Linked DNA regions of Homo sapiens: region 1 is linked to region 2. Evidence: read pairs that join two places in POLR2A ChIA-PET (ENCODE). Cell type or tissue: GM12878. All regions are shown on one strand. Each heading gives the region's core, and the rest is flanking DNA. Links, peaks and the distances in the headings are about the cores only. Region 1 overlaps CXXC5 (CXXC finger protein 5). Region 2 overlaps UBE2D2 (ubiquitin conjugating enzyme E2 D2).

Region 1 (5,374 bases), core at 139-5,138, 81 kb before region 2:
GAAGTTGAAGGGAGGTGGGTACACGGAGGGACTGGCTCACAGGGACAACTCTGTTTTCAAATCCAGAGTAGACAGACATGAACATCTGGTCCTCAAGCTTGTTCCAAATCGGCCCTGATACCTGGCTCATCTTCTCCTTCAGACCTTAGGAAAAACTGATGTCCTGGTCCCAGTGGACCCCTGACCAAAAGCCCCATTTGCCCTACTCATGGAAGAGGAGGACATAGAGGGGACGTTCTCCCAGGTCCCAGTCTTCTACTCTAGGGCACACAGCCATCCCCTTCCAGGCCAGGAAGGGCCTGGCAGTGCCCAGGCAGCAGGGGAGGAGTCAGGGCTGCGTTGAAGCGGAGCGGGAATGAGCGGGAGGGAAAGCTGGCGGGCAGGCGGGCGGCGGCGGGCGCATCCATCATCGGCCCTGCCAGGAACACATCCAGCCCCCAAAAAGAAATACTGCGCCTGAGGAGGGACAACAAAGGGCTCCGTTTCATCAGCAATGCGGAGCCAGCGCCCCGCCGCCCCGCCAGCCGCGGTCAGCCCACAAAGGACCCCTTTGTCCATGCAGGAGCCGGCCAGCCGGGAGCTGGGACCAGGGGCTGACGGGCGGGGACAGAGCACGGGGGGCTGAGGGGGGACGAGTCATGGAAAGCTGGGGGGCAGAGGGGCATGCGGGGGCAGAATAGAGACAGGTGGTGGGGACAGAATCATGAGACAGAGAACTAGAGGGGAGGATCAGAGAAAAGGGGAGCTGGAGAGGAAGGGGCAGAGGGTCAAGGTTAGTGGAGACAGTGTCATGGGAAGCAGTGTCTGGGGTAACAGGGTTCAGAGACCCAGGGACCCAGGACACCTTGTCCAGGCTCAGGGACTTGAGGGTCTAAAAGACAAGGAAACAGCCCTAAGGAGGGAATCCCAGAAGGCAGCTGGGCATGCCCACAGGAGAGGGAGGCAGAGGGAAGGGTAGAGGAGAAGTGGCGAGGAGACCAGATCAGACCCACTGTGTAGCCCAAGGCCTGAGAAGAGGAGGTGGGGAGGAGATGGGGAGGAGTCTGGGGAGGAGGGCTGGGGACGAGGGTGGGGAGGACACTGGGGAGAAGGACTGAGGAGGAGATGGGGAGGAGCCTGGGGAGGAGGGCTTGGGGGGAGGTGGGGAGGAGGCTGGGGAGGAGGTGGGGAGGAGGCTGGAGAGGAGATGGGGAGGAATCTGCGGAGGAGGCCTGGGGAGGAGGGTGGGGAGGAGTCTGGGGAGGAGGGCTGGGGAGGAGGGTGGGGAGAAGGACTGGGGAGGAGGTGGGGAGGAGGGCTTGGGGGGAGGAGGCTGGGGAGGAGGGTGGGGAGGAGGGTGGCAAGAAGGACTGTGGAGGAGGTGGGGAGGAGGGTGGCAAGAAGGACTGTGGAGGAGGTGGGGAGGAGGGCTTGGGGGGAGGTGGGGAGAAGACAGGGGAGGAGGACTTGGGAGGAGGTGGGGAGGAGGCTGGGGAGGAGGACTGGGGAGTACCGAGGAGGAGGTGGGGGGTAATGGGTTCTTGGCCCCAGAGCATGGCTGCAGGGCCCAATGCCTCCTGTAGGCTCCAGCTAACTGGCTGAGCTGGAAGGAGGGAGACTCATACCTGGGGCCACCTTCCTGGCAGTGGAGGCCACCCCGTGCCTCTACCCTAAGGCTCTGGCCAGCCCCAGAAGGCACGGAGCCTGCCCCCTTCTAGCCAGCCCCCACCACCTGTGTTGCCACTCTGGTTTCCTTAACCAACGGATCCTATCAACCAGCATTTACTGAGTATCTACTGTGTCCCAGGCCCTGTGCTTTTATGCTTTACATGTCTTAGCTTCTGAATGCCTCCCCAGAACCCCGGGAGACAGAAACTATTTGCCAATTTCAGACATGAGGAAATTTAGGCTCAGAGAGGTTCAAGCTGTCAGCCTCAGGTCAAACAGCTGGTGCCTAGCAGGGGTAGAGCTTGAACCCAGAGCCCAAGTGTTAGTCACCCTGTTCTGTGGCCACTTTTGCAATTGACAGAGTGGCCCAAGGCAGGTGACCTAGGTACCCCTAAGGCTGCTCTCACTCCCCAGGATTGTTACCGTGCCTGTCACCTCTCCGTGGTTGGGGGCAAGCTGTCACAGACCCCAGGAGAGTGCCCCCACCTGGGGCACTTGGAGATGCCCAGGGCCTGGAATGCTAAGCCAGTGACATCATAATGCCAGCTGGCAGTGAGGTCACTGGAGGTGGTGGCAGTGCCCTTATTCAACCCTCAGCCCTAGAAGAGCCTCACTTCACCCCCCGCAGGGTTCAATCTTGAACTCTCGGGCCAGAAAGCACTGGGAAGGAGGGGACATCCTGGGATGACATAGTGCCATCTGCACACAGACATGTACACAGGTGGCCCACAGCTGGATGTTCTAGATATTCCTTTGCACACATCTTCCCTGCACCTACCTCGACAGCAGCCCTGTACCTTATGATACCGGAGAGACAGCAGAGCACACAGACCCAGACCCCAGCACTGCCTTCCAGGAGTGCACAGGAGCTGGGCCCACAGTCACATGAACCAGCGTGAAACAAGAGCCGGAAGGGGACACAATGAGCTATCTGAGGCCTTCCTGGAGGAAGGGACTGCTAGTTTGAGAGTTAAGGATAAGGAGAAGCAATGAGAGGGGACAAAGGCATGAAAGAGAGCCTAAGCAGGTGGGGAAGAAGATGTGAGGTGTGTCTATGAGGCTGTCAGGGTCCCAGTTGTGCAGGGCCTTGAGGCCAAGGGCAGAATTTTTATTATTATTATTATTTTAATTTTTAGTAGGGATGAGGTCTTCCTATGAGGATCAAGCAATCCTCTCACCTGGGCCTCCCAAAATGCTGGGATTATAGGCGTGAGCCACTGCGCCTGGCTGGCAGGATTTTTAAAAAACAGTTTTATCGAGGTATAGTTTACATACTATAAAATTCTGCCACATTAAAGTATACATATAATTTAATGATTTTTAGTAAATCAACAAAGTTGTGCAACCATCACCACTACCAAGGGCAGGGTTTGACCAAGGCACCATCCCCGCCATTCCTTGCTGGCTGACCAGCCTTGCAGCCATTCTGCCTGCCCAGGGAGGCTCGTGGAAGAGGCTGCGTTTCAGGACCCCCAACACTGGCCCAGCAGAGCTGCACACCCTGGCTCAATGCACCACTTTCCACGCTTCCATGCAGCACTTGACATCCCGGCCCTTGTCTCCTCCCCCCCACCTTGGTGGGCCGGTCTCCTTGGCCTGCCTCCAAGTGAGGCAAAATACGCAGACAGGCTGATGGTGGGCAAAGCAGACCACAGGCTATGGTGGTTGAACCAAGCTGGGCAATGGGGTGGAAGGGAGGGTGTCCCGTCTCTGATTTCCATGATTCAGCCTGGGGAGTTTCCAGAGGGAAAAAGAAGCCCTGCTCAAGCCCAGGGAGACTGGTCTTGGAGGCAGGGAGAAACGCAGCCCCAGGCGGAGAGCACAGGGCACACATCCAGCTATGGATGGACACACATACCCCCACACACTGGCCACTGCGAGCACCCAGAGGGTGGCCTGGGGTGAGACATGGCCTCAACCCCACTAGAGTCACCCCAAGACTGACTGCCAAGGACAGAACAAGGGACAGCATTTCTATATCCCCGACTCCACACCCCTGACCCTCTTACACCCCTCCTGCTGGGGTGGGTGCCAACCATGCCTTGGCCTGAGGACTAAAGGGTTTGAGCAAACCTGGAGTATGTAGAGCTCTGTTTTCTCTCTCTCTTTTTTTTTTTTTTTTGACAAGAGTCTTGCTCTGTCACCCAGGCTGGAGTGCGTGGCCCGATCTCAGCTCACCACAACCTCCGCCTCCCAGGTTCAAGCAATTCTCCTGCCTCAGCCTCCAGAGTGGCTGGGATTACAGGCGCACACCACCACACCTGGCTAATTTTTGTATTTTTAGTAGAGATGGAGTTTCACCATGTTGGTCAGGCTGGTCTTGAACTCCTGACCTCAGGTGATCCACCCACCTCAGCCTCCCAAAGTGCTGGGGTTACAGGCGTGAGCCACCGCACCCAGCCAGGCTCTGTTCTGTTTTACGGTGCTCCCCAAAACAGCTGGAGGAGGGGATCAGCCCATTCATGCACAGCAACACTGAGGCCCCGGGCAGGGAGTAAGCTCTGACCTGGGGCTCTAGGGACTGAGATGCCTGGGATGCCTCTGATAAAGACAGGCCCTTTCCTCAATAGGCACCTCCCTCAGGCCAGGTTCCTTTCCTGGAAGAGTCAAAGGTTCAGGAAGACCCTTCCCCATTTTTTGACCTTGGGAAAAAACTGGCCTCTGAGACAGTTTTCCCATCTGTCACCTGGGACCATAGCTAACAAGTATGGGGCTCTTCCTATGTGCCACACTGTCCATGCTTTATCTCATGTTATCCTCATACCCAATCTCTGAAGGAAGTCCTATTATTGCCCCATTTAGAGCAGGCAATTTGCTTAAGCAGGTGTAATGACGCCTTGTCTATCTGGGATCCCCTGAATCTTGTAGTAAACATTTCCCAATGTGGTGATCTCTGAGCTGACACCAATCAGAAATCAGGCCCACGTACCCCCTCAGGACCTCCCTACTGATGGGCCTCACCATGGGACAAGCCAGGGAAGGCTAGTCCAGGGATGCACGAGTCAAGAAATCAGAGATGGCGCACTGTCCTTCTGGGGCTCCTGTGTGGGGTGTGTTTGTGTGTCTGGGGTTGGGGGAGGCATATGTGCCTAGGACTGGCTAGGGAACTGGAGGCCTGAGGCCTAGGTTTGTGGCTCCACCCTGTCCCTCCCTGACTGGTGACTTTGACCAAGCTCTTTCCGCCACTAAGCCTCAGTTTCCCATTTGTAAAATGGAAAGGAATGGCTCTTGCTTCTCACCCCAAACTACTGCAGAAGTCACGATCCCAGGGCATATCATGGGGAAGGAGGTAGAGATACAGAGGGGAAAAAAAGGATTCCAGACAGCGATCCCCTCCACCCTCCAGACCTCAGGAGGAAGGCCCCAGAGGCCGAGATCAGTCACTGATATGATCTGCAGATAGGAAACTGATTTGAGAGAAGGGTTTTGAGCAGGACGCAGGGCTGAGACTGAACCGTAGAAGAGGTGAGACCTATCGTGGCAAGGAGCATCCAGTCCCTTCCACTCTTAAGTTCCCCAGAGGACATTAAAATAAACAGCAGGCCCTGGCCTGTACAGGCTCACGCCTGTAATCCCAGCACTTTGGGAAGCCGAGGCAGGTGGATCACCTGAGGTCGGGAGTTCGAGAACAGCCTGACCAACATGGAGAAACCCTGTCTTTACTAATAATACAAAAATTAGCCGAGCGTGGTGGTGCATGCCTGTAATCCCAGCTACTCGGGAGGCT
Region 2 (5,374 bases), core at 188-5,187:
ACTGTAATACCCTATCTCAAAGTTGTTTATTATTTTTTTTAATGTAATTTTTTTTTTAGATGGAGTCTTGCTCTGTTGCTCAGGCTGGATGCAGTGGCACGATCTTGGCTCACTGCAAGCTCCGCCTCCCGGGTTCACGCCATTCTCCTGCCTCAGCCTCCTGAGCAGCTGGGACTACAGGTGCCCACCACCACGCCGGGCTAATTTTTTTTGTATTTTTAGAAGAGATGGGGTTTCACCGTGTTAGCAGGATGGTCTCGATCTCCTGACCTCGTGATCTGCCCACCTCGGCCTCCCAAAGTGCTGGGATTACAGGAGTGAGCCACCGCACCTGGCCTATTATTATTATTATTATTATTTTAATGCAGAGACAAGGTCTCACTATGTTTCCCAGGCTGGTGTCTAATGCCTAGACTCAAGCGATCCTTCCGCCTCAGCCTCCCAAAGTGCTGGAATTACAGGTGTGAGCCACAGTGCCTGGCCAGTTTTTTATTCTTAAAAGTACATTTGGGCTGGGCACGGTAGCTCACACCTGTAATCCCAGCACTTTGGGAGGCCAAGGCGGGTGGATCACAAGGTCAGGACTTCGAGACCAGCATGACCAACATGGTGAAACCCCATCTCTAAAAAAAATACAAAAATTAGCTGGGTGTGGTGGCGCACACCTGTAATCCCATTTACCGGGGAGGCTGAGGCAGGAGAATCGCTTGAACCCAGGAGGCGGAGGTTGCAGTGAGCTGAGATTGTGACACTGCACTCCAGCCTGGGTGACAGAGCGAGACTCTGTCACACACACATACACACACACAGGACATTCAGATTCAGAAACAGATCTTTTTTAAAAAAGAAAAAGCACGTAACTATCCATCTTTACATGTGCATAAAATATCTCCCAAGAATACACAAGAAACGCCAGGCACAGGGGCTCATACCTGTAATCCCAGCACTTTGGGAGGCTGAGGTGGGCGGATCATGAGGTCAGGAGTTCGAGACCAGCCTGGCCAACATGCTGAAACCCCATCTCTACTAAAAATACAAAAATTAGCCGGGCATGGTGGCGCGCGCCTGTAGTCCCAGCTACTCGGGAGGCTGAGGCAGGAGAATTGCCTGAACGAGGGAGGCGGAGGTTGCAGTGAGCCCAGATCTCACCGCTGCACTCCAGCCTGGGTGATAGAGTGAGACTCTGTCTCAAAAAAAAAAAAAAAAAAACAACAAAAAACAAAAAAAAAACCCACAAGAAACTAGTTAATAAATAATTGCCTTTAGGAAGGAAAGCTTAGGGGTGAGAATGAGAACTATATATATTGCTTTTACACATTTTGAATTTTATAAAAGTGTGTATATTGCCCATTTGAAAAATAAATTACCCTTTAAAATTTTCTTTTTCTTTTTTTAACCAACTGGGTCTGTGCAAGAATTATCCTGACTGTAAGTGTGGATTAAAATAGCTGTTAAAAATTGTCATCATGGCTGGGCACAGTGGCTCACCTGAGGTCAGGAGTTCGAGACCAGCCTGGCCAACATGGCGAAACCCCATCTTTACTAAAAGTACAAAAATTAGCCAGGCGTGGTGGGGGCTCCTATAATCCCAGCTACTCAGGAGCCTGAGGCAGGAGAATCGCTTGAACCCAGGAGGCAGAGGTTGTAGTGAGACAACATCGTGCTACTGCACTCCAGCTTGGGTAACAAGAGCGAGACTCCGACTCAAGGAAAAAAAAAAACTGTCATTTGGGGTGTAATCTAAATAGTGAAAACCCAATTATGGCAAATAAACATACAATCTATAAAACTGATATCTCTACATCATGATGAAAACTGAAGTTGAATCTTAAAATTTAATAAAGGCATCGATCTAGTCGGAACATGTGGGCAGAAAAAAATAATACCCAAATATATAAGGCTGTGTTTTAACAGTTGGCTTTAAACGTATACATTAATTTCAACTTTCTATTTTATGAGAAAGAACAATAGGGAAATAAAGTACAGCCAGCCCTCTGTGTCTATGAGTTCCACCAATTGTGGGTCAAATACACTGGGGAAAAAATGATGTCTGTACTGAACATGTGCAGACTTCTTTGGTCATTATTCCCTAAACACCACAGCATAACAACTATTTACAGAGCACTTACACTGTATTAGGTTTTATAAGTAATCTAGAGATGACTTAAAGTATACAGGAAGATGTGTACAGGTTATACGCAAATACTATGCCATTTTATATCAGGGACTTGAGCATCTGTAGATTTTGGTATCCATGGAAGGACCTGGGACCAACCTTTCATGGATACTGAGGCAGGAATGTATATATAATTATGTTTAGAAAAAAGTGATGGGGTAAGGAACTTTGACAGTTAAAGTAGAACATTCTCAATTTATAAAAAGATTATTGACCGGGTGCGGTGGCTCACACCTGTAATCCCAGCACTTTGGGAGGTCGAGGTGGGTGGATCACCTGAGGTCAGCAGTTCAAGACCAGCCTGGCCAACATGGTGAAACCTGGACTGTACTAAAAATACAAAAATTAGTCGGGTGTGGTGGTGTGTGCCTCTAATTCCAGCTACCCAGGAGGCTGAGGCAGGAGAATCGCTAGAACCCGTGAGGCAGAGGCCACAGTGAGCAGAGATCATGCCACTGCACTCCAGCCTGGGCAATAGAGACTGTGTCTCAAAAAAACAAAATTTTTTAAGGAAAAAAAGAAAAAAAACAGATAATTAAAGTAGAACACTGAAACTTTGAAAGCCTAAGACATATATATATATCACAACACTATAGCAAAAAGAAACCCTCTAAATTCCTTGAGGGGAAGGCATCCTTCAAGGGATGTGCAGATTTCCCTTTCACTATATCCTTGAGTAGGCAACTTAAGCTATTAGTTGGTAAAAATTAACGCTTCTTTACAAGCTATTTTTAAACCACCCTCCTTCCCCAATCATAACAATTATGAAACAAAATAAAAATAGCATGGGAAAGATTTGTTTACCCTGTTGGTCCTCACCCTATGGTGTAAGGTGAAAGGAACAAGATGGGAAACTGAGAGAGGTTATAATTAACTTTGTAGAAAAATGGCTCTAAAGTCAAGTTTTAGTAGTCTGAATATTGCTATACAAATCGAGGCTCTTTGGTGGTTAAAATCACACTATGAAAATATTTAAACAAAGATTATGATTCATAGCATTGTAATTTCAGGGCTAGGCACGGTGGCTCATGTCTGTAATCTCCACACTTTGGGAGGCTAAGGTGGGAGGATGGCTTGAGGCCAGGAGCTCCAGACCAGCCTGGTCAACACAGTAAGACTCTATCTCCACAAAAAAAATTTTTTTTAATTAGCCCAGCATGGTGGAGAGAGCCTGTAGTCCTAGCTACCTGGGAGGCTGAGGTAGGAGGATTGCTTGAGCCCAGGAGTTCAAGGCTGCAGTGGATCGTGCCACTATACCCCAGCCTAGGTAACAAAGTGAGACCCCATCTCTAAAAAAAAGTACATATTTTAATATATCTTTTAATGTTACATGTTACATATGTGTTTATTACATACATCAATACCTATTTGTGTGTTATATATAACAATGTATATATAACAATGTATACATTGTTACATATTTTACATATTAAAACATATATTAAAATATGTATGTATATATAAAATTTCAGGGTCATAAGAGATCATTTAGACCTATTCCCAATTTTATAAGAAAACAAAATACAAAGTATCTAACCCAAGGGTAAGGACTTGAGTGTTCTGCTGTACCATGGTTCTTTAAATCTGGATCTAAAATATTAGAAATGTACAAGTTAGAAATGTCTGAGAATCGGCCAGGTGCAGTGGCTCATGCCTATAATCCCAGCACTTTGGGAGGCCGAGGTGGACGGATCACAAGGTCAAGAGATAGAGACCAGCCTGCCCAACGTGGTGAAACCCTGTCTCTACTAAAAATATAAAAGTTAGCTGGGCGTGGTGGCGCTTGCCTGTAGTCCCAGCTACTCAGGAGGCTGAGGGAGGAGAAATACTTGAACCCGGGAGGCGGAGGTTGCAGTGAGCCGAGATCACACCACTGCACTCCAGCCTGGGTAACAGAGCGAGACTCTGCCTCAAAAAAAAAAAAAAAAAGGAAAAAAGAAATGTCTGAGAATCATGTTAATTTGGGAAATTAAGCTGAACCTCTTTTAAGATTACTGAAACTCTTTTAAGATTACTGAAATGCAGCCAAGCGTGGTGGCTCATGCCTGTAATCCCAGCACTTTGGGAGGCCAAGGTGGGTAGATCACGAGGTCAGGAGATCGAGACCCATCCTGGCTAACACAGTGAAACGCCATCTCTACTAAAAATACAAAAAATTAGCCGGGCATCGTGGCACGTGCCTGTAGTCCCAGCTACTCGGGAGGCTGAGGCAGGAGAATCGCTTAAACCCAGGAGGCAGAGGTTGCAGTGAGCCGAGGTCGTGCCACTGCACTCCAATCTGGGCAACAGAGCAAGACTCCATCTCTCAAAAAAAAAAAAAAAAAAAAAAGATTACTGAACTGCAAAGAAACAACAGTTAAACCAGTAGTTCTCAAAACTGAGATACTGACACAGCAGGATCACCATCACAAGGAAGCTTATTAGAAATGCAAATTCACAGGCTCTACCCCACAACTACCAGGTCAGAAACTCTGAGGTGGAGCCAAACTGTTCTAACAAGGCCTCAAGGAATTATAATGCACACCAGAGCTCATTACTTTTATGTCTGATGAGTTAAAAAGCATCAGAGATAAAAGGTGATACTAGAAAACTCACTACCAAGAAGATTTGAGGGGAAAGCACGGGAGGGCAAAGGGCAAAATGGCACAAACTGGAAAAAGAGATGAGACTTAGAAGGCCAAGGTGTGTTCCAGGTTTTCATTTTTTTCCTTTTTCTTTTTTTGTAAGACAGAGTCTTGCTTTGTCGCCCAGGCTAGACTGCAGTGGAGCAATCTTGGTTCACTGCAACCTGTCTTTCCCAAGTTCAAGCAATTCTCCTGCCTCAGCCTCCCGAGTAGCTGGGATTACAGGCGCCCGCCACCAGGCCCGGCTAATTTTTGTACTTTTAGTAGAGATGGCGTTTCACCACGTTGTCCAGGCCGGTCTTGAGAACTCCTGACCTCAAGGGATCCGCCCGCCTCGGCCTCCCAAAGTGCTGGAATTACAGGCATGAGCCACCGCGCCCGGCCCCAGGTTTTCAAGACAGATTGAAGGGGAGCAGTCTGTCATTACTATAGTACCTGCATTCTCCCTGCCTCACTCCTATCTTAACTAGGGTTGCAACAGAAACAATTTAATTTTTACTACTTGCTTATGTTCCCAGCATAACACTTAAGCTAATATTTAAAAACAACTGCTTACATATTTTAAAATTATGAG

The links. ChIA-PET counts read pairs that join two places held together with the same protein. Peaks named below come from ENCODE experiments on the same cell type or tissue, not always from the same donor. Only the 100,000 strongest peaks of a DNase experiment are listed, where the experiment ranks them.
Region 1: POLR2A ChIA-PET joins it to region 2 with 8 read pairs; 6 of 35 experiments call an interaction of 5 or more read pairs at or near these places.

Annotation. Positions count from the first base shown.
Region 1 is chr5:139,672,235-139,677,608 of GRCh38, reverse strand. The region is part of intron 1 of CXXC5 (CXXC finger protein 5); the gene reads right to left. Among named protein-coding and RNA genes, the nearest start is that of CXXC5-AS1, 25 kb to the right of the region's middle. RefSeq lists an enhancer at 2,846-3,399. In GM12878, for the core only: no CTCF peak of the experiment used is centred there; no DNase peak of the experiment used is centred there; H3K27ac peaks cover 298 bases.
Region 2 is chr5:139,591,728-139,597,101 of GRCh38, reverse strand. The region is part of intron 1 of UBE2D2 (ubiquitin conjugating enzyme E2 D2); the gene reads right to left. Among named protein-coding and RNA genes, the nearest start is that of UBE2D2, 33 kb to the right of the region's middle. In GM12878, for the core only: no CTCF peak of the experiment used is centred there; no DNase peak of the experiment used is centred there; H3K27ac peaks cover 691 bases.